2 separate regions of the Homo sapiens genome follow, and region 1 is linked to region 2. A link is a loop called in an ENCODE intact Hi-C map of the cell type or tissue named here. Cell type or tissue: Calu3. All regions are shown on one strand. Each heading gives the region's core, and the rest is flanking DNA. Links, peaks and the distances in the headings are about the cores only.

Evidence for each region. A loop is a pair of places that touch in the nucleus more often than their neighbours do. Peaks named below come from ENCODE experiments on the same cell type or tissue, not always from the same donor. Only the 100,000 strongest peaks of a DNase experiment are listed, where the experiment ranks them.
Region 1: it touches region 2 in a loop (2.0-fold over the local background); 1 of 110 quality-filtered maps calls a loop at or near these places.

What each region holds. Positions count from the first base shown.
Region 1 is chr17:39,887,198-39,892,681 of GRCh38, reverse strand. No RefSeq gene overlaps it. Among named protein-coding and RNA genes, the nearest start is that of ZPBP2, 22 kb to the right of the region's middle. In Calu3, for the core only: no CTCF peak of the experiment used is centred there; DNase peaks (open chromatin) are centred at 1,651, 1,981, 2,651, 3,181 and 6 weaker places.
Region 2 is chr17:39,735,495-39,740,749 of GRCh38, reverse strand. GRB7 (growth factor receptor bound protein 7) reads right to left here and starts at 2,812. Exons shown (of 15, transcript NM_005310.5): 1 at 2,617-2,812. RefSeq lists an enhancer at 1-552. In Calu3, for the core only: no CTCF peak of the experiment used is centred there; DNase peaks (open chromatin) are centred at 1,129, 1,379, 2,499, 2,859 and 6 weaker places.

The DNA of each region.
Region 1 (5,484 bases), core at 176-5,175, 150 kb before region 2:
TCACCTGGACATTTTGGGCTCCATATGTTGTTGAACTAAGCAGGGAAAAAAGGGGATGAGGTGAGAAAGGAGAGTTAATCTGGCTGGAGAGAATGATCCTGATGACCAATGGGAAACTGAGTTGCTACACAAGGGTAGAAAGGAGGACTATGTCTGGAACCCAGATTCTCTGAGGTACCTCTAGTTCTTCCATCTTCAATAGTAAAGGTTGATGGAAAACTACGTAGCAACCAAAAAACAGGTGTGGGGAGGAGAAGGGGTAAGAACAATAAAGATTCAGACACTTTGGCAATAAAATTTCAGTCATTCCACCACATAAAGAACCCACAGCAACTGAAGTTCTGACTGAGGGCAAGAATAACACGGAATTGGCTTCCCGCAGAAGGAAGCCATAGGTATAAACTACAACCTTAATGACCAATCACAGAAACAAAGTAGCTTTGCATATTTTCTCTTTGCTTCTTGTATTCACACCTTTATTTATTTATTTATTTATTTTGAGACAAAGTCTTGCTCTGTCGCCCAGGCTGGAGCACAGTGGCACAATCTCAGCACACTGCAACCTCTGCCTCCTGGGCTCAAGCGATTCTTCTGCCTCAGCCTCCTGAGTAGCTGGGATTACAGGTGTGTGCCACCACACCTGGCTAATTTTTGTATTATTAGTAGAGACGGGATTTCACCATGTTGGCCAGGCTGGTCTCTAACTCCTGACCTCAGGTGATCCACCCGCCTTAGCCTCCTGAAGTGCTGGGATTACAGGTGTGAGCCACTGTGCCCAGCCAATACCTTTATTTTAATATGCTATCCTTCTTCTCTCTCCTTTCCAGTTTTTAATATACAGATTGTTGGTAGATAATTTTACAGTTTAGTCTTTAGGTAAGAATATTCAGTGGAACTGTGACTGAATTTGAGAAGTATTTAAAATAGCAATAGAAACAATGACTGTTGGGACTACATATCTTTACATTTTGGGGAAACAGCAAGTACTTTTAAGATGGATAGATGTATCTTCTTAGAATATAAAATTGTGGCCAGGTGAGGTGGCTCACGCCTGTAATCCCAGCACTTTCAGAGGCTGAGGCGGGAGGATCACTTGAGCCCAGGAGTTTGAGATCAGCCTGAGTTCTAGAGAGAGAACTTGTCTCCACAAAAAAATTTTAAAAATTAACTGGGTGTGGTGGCACGTGCCTGTAGTCCCAGATACTTGTGAGGCTGAGGCAGGAGGATCGCTTGAGCCCAGGAGTTCAAAGCCTGCAGTAAGCTATGATTGTGCCACCGCACTTTAGCGGGAGCAACAGAGACCTTGTCTCAAAAAATAAAAATTGTTTTGTCCATGAACAAGAGTTCAAATGTGTATAGAAAGGTGCATGTGGACGTCAAATAGCCAAAAGGTTAGACTGTGACAGTTAGCAACTTATTGTCTCTCAGCTCCAAATTCATCCTTTTTGCCTGCTCTATGAAAATGAATCTGGGCTCTGATAATATTTTTCCTTTGCCAGCTGGCACAACAATGAACTGTCAGAAAGGGGTGCTGGAGAGACACTGTAGGTTCTGAGTTCTTGCTTTGGCAGGCTCTGGTAGCATGTTCAACTTCTCCATTGTCCATACCCTGCAGTGCCTGGTGGCTAGCAGCACCACTGACAACTCCTCCTCCTTCTGTGGATTTATTTATTTATTTAGAGATGATGTGTCACTGTTGCCCTGGAGTGCAGAGGCACAATCTGGCTCACTGCCATCTCTGTCTCCTGGGTTCAAGCGATTCTCCTGCCTCAGCCTCCCAAGTAGCTGGGATTACAGGCACCCACCACCACACCCAGCTAATTTTTGTATTTTTAGTAGAGACAGGGTTTCACTATGTTGGCCAGGCTGGTCTCGAACTCCTGACCTCAAGTGATCTGCCCACTTTGGCCTCCCAAAGTGCTAGGATTACAGGCATGAGCCACCACGCCTGGCCTCCTTCTGTGGTTTTATAGCAGAGTGTCTCTAGTGAGAAACTTCCCTATGTACAGCTTTTCCTGGCACCGCAGAGGGTGGGTCTCTGACAAGTTCTAGAGAGTGTATTTTTAGCACGACAATGACTTTTCTTCCATCTGGTGACCCATGGTTATGCTCATTTTAACAAGCTGGACCTCAGCCCTAGGGGATGGTGGATTTTCTTAGACACTCTCAGTCCTAGTGGTATTGCCTTAAAAATATATGTATATCTGTTATTCCTCTATTCTTTAGAGTTCTCCTTACATCTTACTAGGCAATTCCTTATTATTCCAATCCCTTGTTACATTTAATAATTCCTCATATTAAACTTCCTCTAATCAAATTACTGTGTATTTTCTGTCTCGAGATTGGACCCTGACTGATGCACATACAGTTAATAGATGGAAAATAATACATATTGCCATATTAATGTAGTGGAATAGAGGAGGAATGGAATCAAATCTTCATGTGTTAACAGAATTTTTTAAAATATGGGTAAAGAAAGTTGCAAAGCATACGCATTACACCTTTGATGTAAAAATTAAATGATTACAAAACTTAAGGCCGGGCGTGGTGGCTCATGTCTATAATCCCCAGCACTTTGAGAGGCCGAGGTGGCAGATCACCTGAGGTCAGGAGTTCGAGACCAGCCTGGGCAATACAAAAATTGGCTGGGCATGGTGGTGCGCCCCCTGTAATCCCAGCTACTCAGGAGGCTGAGGCAGGAGAATCGCTTGAACTTGGGAGGCGGAGGCTGCAGTGAACTGAAATCATACCACTGCACTCCAACCTGGGCAACAAGAGCAAAACTCAGTCTCAGAAAAAACAAAAACAAAAACAAAGACAACCCCCACCCAACAACAACAAAAAACTTACATGGGAGGGATACCTACCAATTTCAGAGTGGTGATTAATTCTTGGGGGGGATAAGAGAATAGTGGTAGAAGAAAAGTATAAAGAGGCTTTAAATGAACCTGTAATGTTTTGTTTTTAAAGATGTGAAGTAAACAAAAAACTGTAAGAATATAATGAAAATGAAAGGCAAGAGTCCATAATCTGCAACTGAAACAATTTGGCAGAAAAAGGTCAGCCTAGATTACATTTGGACATCTTCTCTTCTGGATATTCTGAGCAGGTTAATACACAGGTAACCTAAGAACACATATCTTGGTAAGAATTTCAGGATAGTCTGCTTTGCAGCTGATAAGAAAGCCTAAGGTAAGATAAAAATGTCCGGTGACAACACACAGGCTCTTACAAGAGATTTTATTAATCATTGATTAGAAAGGTACATAAACTGTTAGCCTTTTATTCCCCAATAATACCTCTGATAGGCTAGCTAATATGTCCATAGAGGCTAAATGTTTGTGCTCTTGAAAGTTTGTAATCAGTGATTTTCTTATACTTCAATAAACTAATGCTTTCACATACGACCAGAAAATTTTACTAAATCTGAACTAAGTAGATCCATTAGTTTTTCTAACTGCTTCAGACAGAAACATTTACAATACATGAAGATATGGCACCTGCAGTTCAAAGCATTAAGCTATTAACACCACATACATGCCAAAATGGTTGTTGAAACAAGCAAATGAAAACCAAATGTTCATTAGTTTATTAATAATACACTAGTGTTGGAAAATACTCTTGCAGAAGTACAAAATACAAAATTCTCAATACTGACTCTTTTGGTAGGTACAATCCTGTGAAATGTGACTTCTAAGTACTACAAATGTACACATACAGAATCAAGATGAAAAAGAGGGAGGCCAGGTGCGGTGGCTCATGCCTGTAATCCCAGCAATTTGGGAGGCCAACGTGGGTGGATTGCCTGAGCTCAGGAGTTTGAGACCAGCCTGGGCAACACGGTGAAACCCCAACTCTACTAAAATACAAAAAATTAGCCAGGCATGGCGGCGTGCGCCTGTAATCCCAGCTACTCGGGAGGCTGAGACAGGAGAATCGCTTGAACCCGGGAGGTGGAGGTTGCAGTGAGCCGAGATTGTGCCACTGCACTTCAGCCTGGGCAACAGAGGGAGACTCCATCTCAAAAAAAAAAAAAAAAAAGGGAAAGGGTGGGATTTTTTTCAGCAGCAAATTGTAGGAATGCTGTTACAACTTCTGTTTCCATTGAATAAGTCAGAAGATATAATAACTTTGTTGCCATTTTAGGGCTTTGTGTCTCTGCTAATGAGATAAAGAATATTACATTCATTTAATTTTGTTGTTAATGGGTTAACATTTGCAAAATATTAATTCAACACAAGCTTTTAATTCTACTGTGTTATAATATTTAAATAGTTTACTATGGATCGGGGTTAGGGGATGGAAAAAGTGTGAATCAATGTATCAAGGGGCAAATATTATCTCTCTCTCTCTCTCTTTTTTGAGACAGAGTTTCATTTTGTCACCCAGGCTGGAGTGCAGCGGTGCGAGGATGTCAGTTCACTGCAACCTCAGCCTCCCAGGTTCAAGCAATTCTCATGACTTAGCCTCCCAAGTAGCTGGGATTACAGGTGTGTGCCACCACATCTAGCTAATTTTTTTTTTTTTTTTTTTTTTTTTTTAGTAGAGATGGGGCTTCGCCATGTTGGCCAGGCTAGTCTCAAACTCCTGGCCTCATGTGATCCGCCCACCTTGGCCTCCCAAAGTGCTAAGATTACAAGCGTGAGGCACCATGTCTGGCTTTTTTTTTTTTTTTTTTGAGACAGGGTCTCACTCTGTCGCCCAGGCTGGAGTGCAGTGGTGTGATCTTGGCTTGGCTCATCGCAACCTCTGCCTCCTGGGCTCAAGCGATCCTCCTACCTTAGCCTCCCAAGTAGCTGGGACTACAGGTGTGTGCTATCACACCCAGCTAATTTTTGAATTTTTTTGTAGAGACAGGGTTTCATCATGTTGCCCAGGCTGGTTCTGAACTCCTGGGTTCAAACAATCTGCCTGCCTCAGCCTCCAAAAGTGCTGGGAGTACAAGCATGAGCCACCATGCCTGGCTGCAAATATTCTCAAGATTCAAAATAAGTAGCAAGTAGGATATAACCACAAGTTTACCTCTGAATGCAGATTCAATTTAATCAGTTCAATTACTTATTACAGCTATAATGCATAGAAATGTGGGGGGCATTCAAAGGTTAGTATGAGGAAGTTCCTGCTCACAGGAGTTTATTCTAGTAGGGGATGGTGGGGAAAGGATACAGAAGATAGAAAAGACATTAAACCTAGATTCAGTGCTGGAAGAGATATTATGGATTTAATATAATCCTTTCATTTTACAAATAATGAAAGAGGCTTAAAAATGTTAAATGACCAGTCTGGGCAACATAGTGAGGCCTCATCTCTACAAAAAAAATTTTTTTAATCAGCCAGGTGTAGTGGCACATGCCTATAGTCCCAGCTACTCCAGAAGCTGAGGCAGGTGGATTGCTTGAGCCCAGGAGGTCAAGGCTGCAGTGGGCTGTGATCACACCACTGCACTCCAGCCTGGGCAAGGCAGCAAGATCCTGTCTCAAAAAA
Region 2 (5,255 bases), core at 1-5,000:
AAAAACAGCCCTGCCTCCACCCTTCCCCCAACTCCCCAACCCACTGCTAGCCAGAGCGGAATGGGGGAGGCACGGGGCTGGGAACAGGATGGGGGAGGAGGATGTGGGCCTGAGGCTCCTGACATCACCTCCTCCTCCCCACCCTCGGCCTAGCTCCAGGCCAGGTGGGACCTACGATCTGCTCTCACCCCCAGTCCCAAACCACCTCCTCGCCAGGGAGTCCCTCGCCTGGGAAGGAGAGAGGCAATGCCCGGCCTGGATTCAGAGGCCCATTTGGAGAGAAGCCAGCATCCCGGCGGTGCCCCTCCCCACCCAAAGCATCGCTCAGAGCCCCTGCCCTGTGTGGATGAAGTTCCTCCTGACACATTCTCCTGGGTGTCCCGGCCAGAGGGGTACCACAGGAGCAGGAGTGGAAAGGGAAAACACTCAAGAAGACAGACAGGATGAAAGGCCAGGGAGGGGGCTCAGGGTCCTGCCAGGAGGGGCACGACACACCCATCACCCGCTAGCAAGAGACACCAGCACCTCAATACCAGAACACAATCCCCCACTCCCACCCCAGTCTAACCTCCAAACAGCCCCGGTCTCCAAACAGCCCCAGTGACTTCATTCCAGGCTGCAGGGGGCCACGCCTGCCTCGAAATCACAGACCAACAGTGGGGTGGGGAGAGGAGCAGAGAATTCGGGAGGGCAGTGCTTGGAAGGGGTTAGAAGTAGATTCAAATCACATTAGAGCCTGGCCTCAGAGATCAGAGAGGGCCAGTCCAAGGCTGGGGTTTGCCTTCAGAGCCCCCCAGCCGTGCCCTTAAGCTTCTAAGGCTGGAGGCGGGTGGAATCGTCAAGACCAATGGGGTGAGCAGGGAGGAGGAAGGGGTCCTGGCTGTGGGCCTGGCAGCTTAGAGATCTGGAGTTTTCAAACTGAGGCCCCGGTAAAGCTTCGGTTGGAAACACCGACCCCCAAAATCAGTTTGTCCCCTCAACGAGGTAACTCCGTCCGTGGCTTCCCAGCTGCCTCCTCCCCCAGTGGTTCCAGCCCCACCCGCGTTCCCGTCCTCCCAACCTCCTTGTTTACTTCCTGAATCACGCCCCACCTGGCTGGCCCTAAGGGCAGGTGGCGGGGCCCGGTGTTCAGGGCCAACAGAAAACAACTCTGCTTCCCAGAGCAGGGGGAAGGGCTTGCGGGACTGAGGCCTGGGCCAGGGGCCTGGATGTGGCGGGAGAGCCCCCGTCCGCCCAGTACTCCACGCCCCGCCCCCACGGGAGAGGCTTATAATTTTTTAGGGTGCAGGGCCCAGGTGAGAAGGTGAGAAACCCCTGGATGACTCCTAGTATAAGGGAGGACCCAGGACTCTGAGGCCCCGCCCACTCTCACTCAGGAAAAATACCCAATGGGAGAAGGCGGGGCAGCTCTTTTAAAGTTTAATTCGGGAAGAATGCTGGAGTGTCTCTGCAGTTAATCATTACAGGCTGCCCGCCTCCATGAGGTCCCCCCACCAAGCATACAGTAGGATATCAGGAGAGGGGAGAGCAGAGTCCAAGACCGGCGGACCAAAAGAGGGCATTCCTGGGGGGCGGTGCGGCTAGTTGGGGGGCGGGGTGGGGGGCGTTCCACCTTGCCGGCAGATGCATTCATTCTCTGTCCTCAATCTGCCAGGGAGACCCAGACCGGGAACCTGGGTCTCTCCCTAGCCTCATCAAGCAGAAGAAACCATCTGCTATCCCCCACCCCACTCTCCCCAGGCCCCACCGCACTGCAGAGCCCCTCATACACCCCTCCAGCCTTCCTGCCCATTTCATGCTGAAGCCAGGAGGGACCCCGTCTCACCCGGCCTCCACTTTCCCATCGGAGGGCCGGAGGCGGTGTTGCTGAGAAGGGCATACAATCTGGAGAGATGAAGCCTCGACAATTTAGAGGATCCCTCTCCTTCACTGCCCTCCAAAGTGGAGGGGGCCCTCCCCACATCTCCCCGCAGCCCGCAGAGACGTCTGTCTTAGAGACTTGGGGAAACCCAAACTGGGGTAAACTGGGCGAGCCAGAGAGTGAGGGCGGCTCTCCCCGGGTGTGCGGGGAGGGGCTAGTTTCAGCGGGAAAGCCAAGTCGGAGGAGAGAATCAGGTCTTCCTTCCCATTCTCAGCTGCTGCCTGCAGGGAGGTGTACAGGGAGGGAACAAGGAGCGCTGGAAACCAGGATGGGGACGAAAAGAGGGCGGGTGGGGAGGAGGGGGCAGGGTGGGAAATGGACAGAAAAGAGAAAAGTGGGAGGCCAAGCAACCCATCAGGAGACCCAGCCTTTCCCTACCGGCCTCCAGACCGGCCGTGCCTGCCCCCAAAGGATAAATGCCCGCTTGGGTTCTTACCTGAACCCCGAGCGTCAGGACACCCGGCTGGGACCACGTCTTCAGGGAGGGAGACGCCAGGCCCTTAACTACCTGTCCCCCTCCAGCCCCCGCCCCTGGCCTGACATCACCGAGCGGGGGAGGGGGAGAGCCAGGTGGCTCCAATCCTCCCACCTGGGCCGCCGGCCAGTTCAGCCGGAGACTGGCACAGCCTGGGGCCCTGGTGCGGCTGGGGGTTGCCTGGCAGGCTGTCGTCTGAGACCGATCTCGGTCCCCTTACCTGGAGGAGCCCCAGCAGGAGTAGCAGGACACCCGTTCCGAAGTCTGGCTCCGTCTAGGAACCCCCAGATTCCTGGATTTTATTTCAGATCCACTCCCGCTTCTCTACAGGTGGTAGGAGGGTGTCCCGACTTCGGACAGAGAAGTCAGAGGCGGGGGGGAGCCCTGTGTGTCCAGATTCCAGGCCCAAGGAAACTAAAATTATCTTGGGCAGATGGGGGCGGGTCCAGGGGAGGCGCCTGGGAGGAGGAAACCTGGGAGGAGGGCGGAGACTCCCTGACTACGCCAACTGGGATTGTTTTTGCCCTTCCTAGCCTGGCAGCAGGTGCCAAGGGAGGATGCAGGTGCCTGGGGAGAGGCGGGGAAGACAGCCGAACAGACAGTACCACGAGCGAAGATCAAGAGTCCCGACCACCTGGGAGGGAGGGGGGAGGGCCTGGGGGCTGCAAGGTAAGGGGAACCACCCCATCCACTCTTTTCCAACACCCTCCCCGAACCTGGTCTGTTCATTGGCCAAGCCTGGGGGCCTGTCTGCAGCTCTGGATCCCACCCCATGGGGCAAAGAGCACCCTGCCGAGAGGGACGCCAGCCAGGGTGGTGTCCAGCAACATGGCCTGCCCCTCGATCTGCAGTCACCCTTACCGTGGTGGCTGCGCCCTGGCCCCTCAGAGGTACCCAGGGTAAGCCCTCCCTCCCCCGCCCCCCACCTTCTGAGCAAAGTCCAGAGTCTTGGCTTCTCCTTTAAAATCGAGGGGGTTAGGCAGGGTGGCACAGTGGGAGGAGCCATGGTGACCTGGAGAAAGCTCTGGCCTGGGCCCCTGGGGATTCCTCTTAGAGGGATCACTTTATTTTATTTTTTTTTGAGCCAGAGTCCCGCTCTGTCACCCAGGCTGGAGTGTAGTGGTGCCATCTTGGCGCACTGCAAACTCTGCCTCCCAGGTTCAAGCAATTCTCCTACCTCAGCCTCCGGAGTAGCTGGGATTACAGGCGCCTGCCACCACACCCAGCTAATTTTTGTATTTTTAGTAAAGATGGGGTTTCTCCATGTTAACCAAGTTGGTCTTGAACTCCTGACCTCAGGTGATCTGCCCACCTCGGCCTCCCAAAGTGTTAGGATTACAGGCATAAGCCACCACGCCCGGCCTGAGGGAACACTTTAGTTCTCTCAGGGATCACTTTAGCTGTCTCATTCAGTGCTGGGCAAACACAGGGTACTTGGGAGAGGGGTTAGGAGGTGGAGATCAAAGGCTGCGGCCACCACCCAGCTTGATGTGGGTGACAGGAAAACAAACAATCCTTAGGGTGATAAGAGGTCCACCCTGGAAGGGGCACGAATGAGTGGCTCCTGCCTCAATTTTCTCCAGAGTTTTCCTAGGAAAACCGGTATGAGTGGGCCCAGCAAAGAAGTGGGGGAGGAGGCAAGGTCTCTTTGGTGATGGAGCAGCTTGTGCAAAGGCAGAGTAGACAATTCACTCATTCATTTATTCAACTATCTGTTTAGTACCTACCATATGCCAGCCCCATGTTTTGTGCTGGGGATACAGGCGTAAACAACAAAAACAGACCCCGCCCATCCTCACACAGCCAATCAGGAAGATTGATGTTAACCAAAGAATCACACAAATAAGAAATGACAGGAGACAACTATGCTGGGAAAATGACTCACATAGGGAGTCAGGAAAGACTTCTCAGTGGAGGTGACAGCTGAGCAGAGGAGAAGCTGGCTGACATGGGAAGGGGGTTGGAATCGGTGGATGGGAATTGGGGAAGGAGGCCACTTTCCCCAGTGAGGAAATCAATGCCAGAGCTCTGGGCAGGAGGAGATGCAGCATGCGGAGACAGAGAGTGGGGTTGGAGGAGAAGGGAGGAAGCAGAGGCCACGTGGGTGAACCTGGACAGGTGTGGAAGGTGTGGAGAGAGGAAGCTGTGCTTCTGCAAATGTGGCCTCTAGACCTCCCTAACCTTGTGTGGAAAATAGATTCTTGGGCTCCTCTCCAGCAACTGAATCTCAGTCTCTAGGGCTAAGACCCAGGAAGGTGTGGTATTGACAAGCCCTCAGGTGGCTGTTCTGCAAACCAGGTTTGAGAGCCATCCATCCTGTTTGTCCAGATGGGCAGGAGTAGCGGTCAAAGACCAGACCCTGCAAGTTGTATTTAGACTTAAGTAGAAGCACAGAGGAGAGGGCACATTTACATTTTGGAAAGATCATCCTGGATATTGAAGGATGGGATGGAAACAAAGCCACAGTCAGAGGGCGGAGTGCTGTAGGAATCAACTTATATGGCTTTCTGGAGCGGGTGGAACTGTGTGAACAAAAACCAGGTCTGGGGTTGGGGAGGAGGGAGAGGGGTCCACAGTAGGGGGCACAGGGACTTGTGAGAGGTGATGGGACCATACTGTATCTTGGTTTTGGGGTTGGATGCACAAATGTGTGTGTTTCTTAGGACTCATAGAAAGGCACACTCAAGGCTGGGTGCGTGGTTCACCCCTGTAATTCCAGGACTTTGGGAGGCTGAGGCAGGTGGATCACGAGGTCAGGAGTTCAAGACCAGCCTGACCAACATGGCAAAACCCCGTCTCTACTAAAAATACAAAAATTAGCCGGGCGTGGTGGCGTACGCCTGTAATCTCAGCTACTCA